Linked DNA regions of Mus musculus: region 1 is linked to region 2. The links are chromatin contacts, found by Hi-C or POLR2A ChIA-PET in ENCODE. All regions are on one chromosome and are shown on one strand. The core of a region is the stretch at or near the end of the contact, and the rest is flanking DNA. Distances in the headings are between cores, read along the strand shown.

Evidence for each region. A loop is a pair of places that touch in the nucleus more often than their neighbours do. ChIA-PET counts read pairs that join two places held with the same protein, here RNA polymerase II (POLR2A).
Region 1: POLR2A ChIA-PET joins it to region 2 with 125 read pairs in Patski. The contact joins the promoter of Ap5b1 here to the promoter of Cfl1 in region 2. A Hi-C loop is called at or near these places in 1 of 37 maps with a recorded cell type or tissue (v-Abl transformed pro-B cells). POLR2A ChIA-PET finds 5 or more read pairs at or near these places in 4 of 5 experiments (Patski and embryonic stem cell).

The regions. Positions count from the first base shown.
Region 1 is chr19:5,566,152-5,570,679 of GRCm38, forward strand. Ap5b1 (adaptor-related protein complex 5, beta 1 subunit) reads left to right here and starts at 1,873. Exons shown (of 3, transcript NM_001362046.1): 1 at 1,873-1,932; 2 at 2,289-2,456; 3 at 2,553-4,528. The coding sequence starts at 2,307.
Region 2 is chr19:5,488,583-5,493,040 of GRCm38, forward strand. Cfl1 (cofilin 1, non-muscle) reads left to right here and starts at 1,873. Exons shown (of 4, transcript NM_007687.5): 1 at 1,873-2,020; 2 at 3,915-4,222. The coding sequence starts at 2,018.

The DNA.
Region 1 (4,528 bases), core at 623-3,122, 78 kb after region 2:
AACAGGGCCCATTCATGAACTTGGACATCAGGAGCGCGAGGGCAGCAGACGGAGCATGTAGCAGAAGCCCAGTCCTCCTTACAGAGGCCCTGGAGTTTTGTACAAGTGACTCTACCTTCTCTGGGCTCCTGAAAGCCCATGGGAGACAGATACCCACCCTTAGCACCCAGGGTTGGCTACGAGCCCTAGTGAGTTCAGGAAGACACATCCATCTATCACACACAGTTCTGGAAACCACACATGCCACCTCAAAGAACCAAAGCCCAGGGAGGCTGGAGGCTGGCAGAGGCTACAGCATCAGAAGCTTGGGACACAGCCAGAGTTGGACTCCCTGACCCCTGGAAGCCCCTCCCCTCAACTGTAACAGGGTTTAATAATCCTTTCTGGCTACCGAGAGCTGGGACACCAGACCTGCAGTTATCAGCGCCCTCTGGGCCTCAGACAGGGCAACCAGACAGGCTCCTACTCCAACCTGCCTTCCCAGCCCAGGGCTGCTCTCACCCTGGCCTCTTTCATCTTGGGCCTAATTAGCCGGGCGCCCCACCCCAAAGCTTCTTAAACAGGAGTCATCACTCCCAATTTATAGATGGGGAAACTGAGGCACCTAGAGGGAAGTGGTTTAGAGCTGTCGCCTGTGAGTCAGCTGTGGAGCCAGAGCCCAGAAGAGCAGAGACCAGGTCTTCTAGCTCCCCGTGCCTCCCCCAACGCCCCCATGTCTCCATTCTCTCTTCTTCTACCCTTGTTCTGGGGGCCCAGGCAGTCTTCTTTTTAGGACCCTACCTCACCACTCTCATCTGCAGCCAGGTCAGGATAAGGGGCTAGGAAGGAACTTGGGCCACCCAAAGGGACAAAGACAAAGAAATAGCCAGAGGCTAGCAATGGGGGCTCAGGTGTTTCATCTTCAAAGTGGCTAGCAGGAGGCTTTATAGGACGGTGAGTATGAGATTTGGACGACAGAAGGTCTGAGCCCCTGAAACTAGCGGGCCAGTGAGCACCCACAGCCTGGGACTCGCCAACAAGCCCAGATACAGTCCTCTGGACTCTAGTAGGTAGCGTGTGTACTACTTGGCCAGAAGTCTGGCAGCCCGGCCGTTGTCTTCTCAAGCCTTGGTTTCTCGGTTCATATTAGGTGTGTTACGAGCTGAGTGACCCTCCAGGCCCCGCCAACACGCACACCTAGAGTCAGGATCCCGTTGTGTTTCGGCTTCGCTGCGTCTTAAGGTCCCGCCCTGCTCGCTCTACTCTAGCGCGCCCGACCCCTGTAGGCAATCCGTGCGACTTCGGGCAAAGGTCAGCAGCTACCATCCGGCTGCGACCCTGGCCCCGGGTCCTCGCCTCCAAGCAGAGCGAGGTGGTCCCCCCCAGCACCCCCGACGCCAGGTCAGCGTTGAGGACGCCAAGCCAAGCCCTGCGGCGCCGGTTCGACCGGTCCCGCAGTGACCCACGCCTTGCTCTTCCTGCTCTGCCCTGGGACTGCGCCTCGCGCGCCACCCAGCGGCCGCCCGAAGACCCGCATTCAAGCAGCCGGGCCAAGCGCGCAGTCACCGGGCCCGGGCGGGAGGACTGGGGGACGCGCTGGCCGCCTTCCCGATCTGCCCAAGCCGCTGTTCTGCTCCAGGGCCTGGGAACGCAGTTCCATCGGGGAGCGGACCGGGAGCCCGGCCCACCAAACCCCGCCCCTGCCCGTGCCTGCGGCAGTTTCGGGGCAGGGGGCCTGCACGGCGAGACAGTTACTCAGACCTGGCGAAACCGGCGAGTCGGCACCTGCCGGCCTGGCGGGCGTGGCAGGCGGAGGCTCCGTTACGCCCCGCCCCCGGGCTCGCCCCGTCCCGGCCGCCCACGCGCCGAGCGCCGCGCCCCGCCCCGGCCCGCGCCGCCAGCCTGCCAGCCCGGAAGGAGCCGACCGAGCGCCCGCGGCAGCTGACTCAAGCGGTGAGAGAGGCCGACCCGTTACCACGGGCGCCAGGGGCGCGAGCGACGCTGTGGTTTCGATGCCCTTCGTAGGCGGGAGGCTTAATGAGCTCTCCGCACGCACCTTCTGGGCACCCCCACCCCGATCCTGCGGGTCCTATCCTGCAGGGGCCCGGGCTGTTGCTTCCGGCATTATCTCCGAAGCCTCCAGAGTTCATCTCGGGACCTAGGCATTGGGGGGCGGGGAGGGGTCTGCAAGACGGCCCTAGGGTAACAGCAGCCCCTCGGGAAGGTGGAGGACCTGGGCGCCCTCTAGTGGCCGTAAAGGCCTGCGCGTCGTCCTCGCCTCGGTGTCTGATGCTCTCTTCCCTTTACAGAGAAGTGGATGACTGACCATGGGGCCCCTAGGTCGAGAAGCCTGGGCCCAGCGCCTGGGGGCCTTCCGAGCCAGCCCATCCGCCTTTCTGGCAGGTGCCGAAGGTGAGGATTTGGGTCGCGACCTGTTGAGTGACCTAAGGAGTGAAAAGCTAAGCGAGCAGACCAAGGTAGGTCCTGCCCGTGTGCCCTGCCGTGGTCCATATGGTTGCTTCATACTACCGCATGCTGAACTCAACGAGTTCCTCTTAAATCCCCCATCTCAGGTTTCCTTACTGACACTGAGCTTGGAGTACTCTGATAAACTTTGGCCTGATGCACCTGCCGCGGAGGCTGCTGCCACTTCCCTGTTGGACACGCTTGTCCTCCTGCCCACAAGACCTTCAGCTCTCCGGAGGCTCCTGTTGTTGGCAGCCACTACAGCCCTGGTGTCAGGAGATGCTCTCGGACCCACTTCGGGAGCTTCCTGCCGGCTTCTGCCCTTACTTCTTGGCTTAGCTTCAGGCCGAGACTTGGGACGAAGCTTTGGAACCCCTTCAGAACAGCGCCATCTACAGGCCACAGCCTGTGAATGCCTTGGAGAACTTGAGCGCTGTAAGCCTGGGCTGCTGGCCGGCGCCCTGGGGATGCTGCGGAGCCTCCCAGGGCAAACAGGTCCCATCCAGCCTGTCAGCCTGCTTCTGGCCCTTGTTCTACACGACACCTTGGTGGTACAGTCCAGGTCTGGGGCTGGCCTGCAAGGCCTGCTGGTGGCTGAGGACTTCTCCACTGGGAGTTGTCCCTGGGACTGGACCCTGGCTGAGGAATGGGATGCCCATCTTAAGCCCCAGGGGCCCAGCTGGCCCACAGCTGGGGAGGAGGAGCGTGGCTTTCCGGTTCTAGAGCCCAGCCCCGAGGACGCCCGAGAGCTGAAGGCTGCCGTGGCCCAGCTTCTGGACACTTCCTATCTGCTCACTCCTGTGGCTCAGGCTCAACTTCTGTGGCTGTTGGGCTGGGCCCTCCGGGGTCTTCGGGGACAGCCACCAGTGCTTTTCAAGCCACAGCTGGTTCGGCTGCTGGGCACGGCACAGCTGACACTGTTACACTCAGTTCTGTCTCTGAAGGCGGCCTTTGGCGAGGCCCTGTTCACTGCACAGGATGAAGCTCTGCTCCTCCGCAGGCTCACCTTGGGAGCCCAGCACCCAGCTTTACCCTCGCCCACACACCTCTTTTACCTGCATTGCATCCTGAGCTTCCCCGAGAATTGCCCACTAGGTCCAGAGGGGGAAGAGGCTGCCCCGCTGCTGTTGGGGCCCCAGCTGTGCCGGGGCCTCATGCCCAGTCTCCTTCATGACCCAACGGTTCTCCTGGCCCGCCTGCATTTGCTGTGTCTGCTCTGTGCTGACGATGAGGAAGAGGAGAAAGACCAGACTCAGGGCCCACAGTGGTTCCTACAGGAGGTGCTGGCTGGGCTACAGCAAAGGGCAGCCCTGGATGGTGGTCCCCGGGCCTTGGCCACTCTCTGTTTCCAAGCCTCATACCTTGTTACTAACTGCCTGACTAGACACTCCACAGTACAGACATTTTTGATCCGCGGACTGGCCCAACTGTACCGAGCTCGGCCTTCCCTGGCACCCCACTTTGTGGACCTCTTAGATCAGGTAAGCCCTGAGCTGAGAGAGCCCCTCAGGGAGGTGCTGCTCCAAGAGGCGGTGGCCAGGCCAGGCGAGAGCGAAGCCCTTTGCTGGCACCTGCAGATGCTGGCAAAGGTGGCAGAGGGGGCCACTCAGAGTACCACACTCAGCTTTCTACAGGCTGCAGCTGTGCACTGCACCGACTGGGGCCTCCACCAGGCCCTACTGCGGGTGTGCCGTGCTCTGCTGCGGACAGGCGGGGGAGATGGTCTGGCCAACTTGCTGCAGGAACTGGCCAGACAGCTAGAGAATGCTGACGGACGGGACCATGCCCGACTATACTATGTCCTCTTGTCCCATCTGTCAAGTTCCAAGTTGGGGATGGCGCTGGGCCCCTCACTGGCTGCACCTGCACTGGCCTCGTCACTAATGGCGGAGAACCAGGGCTTCTCATCAGCACTGATGGTGCAGGAGACCTCAGCCCCAATTCAGTTGAGTGTGGGGCCTCAGCAGGCCAAAGGCCCGCTCCCGGTGCTGTGTCTGCAGGTGCAGGCACTGGATGCTCCCGTCTACTCGCTGGAGCTGCGCTTCCGTGTGGAAGGACAGCTCTATGAGCCGTTGGAGGCTGT
Region 2 (4,458 bases), core at 623-3,122:
TTAAGAAAAGTGGAGGAGAGGGACGGACACAAGTCCAAGAATATTTGTGGGAGGGACATCTTAAAGGGGTACAAGGAATGAAATAAAGCTAAGGCAGAAGCAGAAAGATCTCGAAATGTGCCAAGTCGGGGATATTTGTGCACAGAAGACTCAGGCTAGGTGAATGGCGAAGATGTGTATTTAATTCCTCCCTTTCAAGGAGGAATAAGAGGTGTATCCTAGAAGGTGGAGAGTTCGAATGTGGGCACATGGTTGGATCCCGGGGATGCTAGTTAGACACTTCGCTTCTGTGGCTCATTAAAAGTGAAGGAGCCTCAGGGAGGATGAAGGTGGGAACCTTGCTGGGGCAGGGATGTCTCAAGCTGAGGGACACAGGGCTCAATAGAACATAGAGGTCCCTTCAGTGTTTGGAACAACGCACGGTCTTCAGCTGTCACGCTGTCACTCCGGAAGTCGTCGGGAGCCCAATTCGCAGACCCTCTTCTCAGTCTAGCTTTTGTGCACCCGCCTCTTTCCTCAAGCAGCCTTATAAGGAGCCTGCAGCTGGCGCTTGGACTGGGCACGCCCTCTGGAGGCTTATGCCCTAATAAGGACATCTAGGGCATCCCGCGACCAGGGGCGGAAGGAGTGCGTCTCCAGGGTAACTGCGTGGCCCCTCCCCCCGTTGCTCTGGGAAACTGCTAGTCTCGAAAAAGGTGGAGCCAGCCTTCTCCTTAGGAGGGGCCCTTGGGAGAGAAGGGGGTCAAGCTTCGGCCTCCACCTGGAGCTCCAGCAGTGTAGCCCACGGGTGCAGTCACCTGGAGCTCCCGCAGTGTAGCCCACGGGTGCAGTCTGACTACAATCCCCTGACTACAACCCCCGGCATCCTCTGCGTGCTGCCTCGCTCCTGGGGAAGCTCCTCTTTTACACCCTTTATTCAGCTTGGGGAGGTCAAGGGCCCCGGTTTCCTTTGCCTCTGAGTTGTTTGCGACTTTGCCCTTTTTTTCTAAGGCCATGGTCATTGTTTCAGGTCAGAGAAATTCTCCTGGAGTTCCCACCCCAGTTTATTTTAAACTTTTGCTTTCATATAGATTCTCTTCAGTCTTTGTGCTAAAATGATCATAAACCTATCAACTCTGGAATTAAATTGAAGTATTCCTTTTCCTGTATCGTAAAAGAAACATAAAGAAGTTTTTTTTTTGTTTTGTTTTGTTTTGTTTTGTTTTTTGATTTTTCAAGACAGGGTTTCTCTGTGTAGCCCTGGCTGTCCTGGAACTCACTTTGTAGACCAGGCTTGCCTCGCACTCAGAAATCCGCCTGCCTCTGCCTCCCGAGTGCTGGGATTAAAGGTGTGCGCCACCATGCCCGGCCATAAGGAAATTTTTAGTGCACAACTCTTCACCCTTCCCCCATGAATTACGTTTGATCTAACAATTTGCCAAACGTCTTTAGACAACGCCAAAGCTCTCAAACTTTTTATGTTAGCATTTCCTGTTTTTTAAAAAATCCTATTTGTTGAAATTTTACTCCACGGGAGCATTTCTATTGGCTTGAAGACACCGTTATACTTGGCGATTCTCTTTTCTGTGAGAGAGGATCCCAAGCTGATGATTCAAAATCTTTTTTCAGGAACCATAAAGAACAAAAAACCACTTAATTTCTGGGATAAAGAAAGTAGAGAATTATATTCAGGTCATTTTTATCAAACGATGGGCCTCTGGCTCAGAGCGTTTTTTGGTCCATTGCACCAATGGGCTCACTCTCCGTGCAACAGCCCACGCCTCTCGGCCTCCGCCTACTCTGCGCCTCAAGCTCTGCGGAACCCGGTAGCAGCTAGTTCTATTTCGGTGCAAAATCCTCGGACTTCACTTCCCGTCGGCCCGCGCGGCAAGCGCCGGAAGGCCGCCCCGCCCCTCATTGTGCGGCTCCTACTAAACGGAAGGGGCCGGGAGAGGCCGCGTTCAGTCGGATCCCGGCAGCAGCTGCGGCGGCTCAGGTCTTCAGTTGCTCTTTCTGTCTCCCTTTCGTTTCCGGAAACATGGTGAGCATTAGGCCACTGCGCCCGAGGGAAGTGGGTTCGTGATCCGTCGCTTGCGCGCCGGGCGGGGTGGGGGCGGCAGAGAAGCGGTCTTGGTATCCCATCCCCCAGCACCCCGAGCGAGATTAAGGGTCTCATTGAAGGGCAGGCCGCGCGTGCGCGCCTCCGGGCGCTGGGAAGGGCCGATTCGGACGTCGCTCGCGCGCCCCCTGGCTCCTCTCCCCTCCCCCATCCTGCCTTTGCGCCAGCGCGGCCACTGGCCGTGGGGGAGGGGTCCAGTGTGCGGGGCCTCGGGCAACGCTCGCTGGTTCTCGATGGCGCGCGCTGGACCAGAGCACGCGGCATCCAAACCCTGGCCCGGGGCCGCTAGGGAAAAGCGCGCGAGGTGTCGGCGCGCGCCCCACCCAAGGGCTGTTCCCTTCCCCGCATCATCCTCCCTCTGCGGCTAGGTTGGTCTCCACAGCAGGTGGCAGGGATTCCGCCGTCAGGGCGGGGCGGGGGCGGCCGCGGTGTGGCTCTGGGAGATGCTGAGGCATCGGGGAACCTGATTGAGACGCTGGTTCTGGAGCCTTCTTGCAACACGAGTCACGGAGTGGGTTCCTGTACAGGCTATCGCCCCACTTCTAGAAAGAGCGATTACACACTCCATTCTGTAGTCACTGTACCTCGGGCTAGAGCTAGAACAGCGCGTGCGCACATGCTTGGGCCCTGCCATCCCGGCTGCAGCTCTAGCCGAGCTAGGCCTTTTGCTGCTCTGCCGGATGGGGCCGAGGGTGGAGCCGCGTTTAGGGAAGTGACCGAGGCGGGTACCGCCCGGAAGCCACCAGCTTTTATGCTTAGCCTGAGGGCACGGGAAACTGTTTTTTGGAGTGAGACTGGCCAGAGCTACCTCTCCAGCTGACTGCGTTTACGCCTATTCCTAAAGGCGAGCCTTAGGCGTTGAGACATCTGAGGTCCGGCCGCCTCGCTGCCTCTGGGCTACGAGTGTCTCTTGGGGAGGCCCTGAACCTAGTCCAATCTTTCTCCGCCTACTCCGGAAGCGGGTGAATCACGTGGCTAGCTTCCTCTGCAGTTCCATGGTGGTGGTGGGGAGGGTTGGTTGTAGATTTCTGATTGGGTCGTCCCCCAGGGCCGTACAAAGCAGAAAGTTTTCGGCGATTTGGGGCATCACAGTTTGACCTATTAATTTGTCAGTCTTTTTTTTTTTTTAAAGGACTCACCATTCTTGGATGACAGGGAGTTGTCCAGCAGGGCCTTAATTAAGGGTTGTAATTCTTGTGTATGGGAGATCTCGGCAGGAAAGAGTGTCATTTATACAATGACTGCATTTCTAATGAGCAATAAACTACCGAGCAGCTCTTGGTGTCTGTGAATTTCTGGTGTTCTGATTCTCTTTCCTGGAGATGAGACTATGGCCCAGGAGTTTGGTGTTTTGTATCTATCCTATGCTGGCATTTTAATCAGTATCTTTCGGGTTCTTTGAATCTGGTGTTCACAACTCAGCAAGTTTTTGTTTTCTTTTTGGCTTTTTTTTAAGAGACAGGATTTCTCTGCATTGCCCCTGCTGTCCTGGAACTCATTCTATAGATCTAAGACTGGTTTCAGACTAAGAGAAAGGCGTGTTCTACCACTCTTGGCTAAGGTCTTCTTTTTAATAAGTACTGTTCTAACATTTATGGGGATGTTGAACTAGATAATTGGATCTCTCCCTTGCAGGAGGTTTGTCCTAACTAGTTCTTAGATGATGAATTGGATAGGGAAAAAAGTCTGCAGGGACATTACTAATCTGTGTGGGGCTGAGAAGTGTGTTTGTTACTCTGACTGAGGTTTCCTGTAACTGCAAAGAATACCCCAGAATCCTTTCCCTTACAAGGCGTATTTTTGATTTGTCCCTCAGGCCTCTGGTGTGGCTGTCTCTGATGGTGTCATCAAGGTGTTCAATGACATGAAGGTTCGCAAGTCTTCAACACCAGAAGAAGTGAAGAAACGCAAGAAGGCGGTGCTCTTTTGCCTGAGTGAGGACAAGAAGAACATCATCCTGGAGGAGGGCAAGGAGATCCTGGTAGGAGATGTGGGGCAGACTGTGGACGACCCCTACACCACTTTTGTCAAGATGCTGCCAGACAAGGACTGCCGCTATGCACTCTATGATGCAACCTATGAGACCAAGGAGAGCAAGAAGGAGGACCTGGTGTTCATCTTCTGGTGAGCTCCGTATTCAGGCTCTTCTGCCTGCCTCTGGTTCCCTTTCTCAGAGCTTAACGGAAATTATTCCAGGTGTGGGGGGTGCCAGGGTTGTAACAACCCTTCCAGTGAGGAGCTAGGTGTGGTGGTACCCACACCTTTAGTCCCAGCTTGAGGGAGGCAAAGGCAGGCAGATGCCTGTGAGTTTGAGCCTAACCTGGTCTACAGAAAGACCCTGTGTTTCAAAAACAAAAACT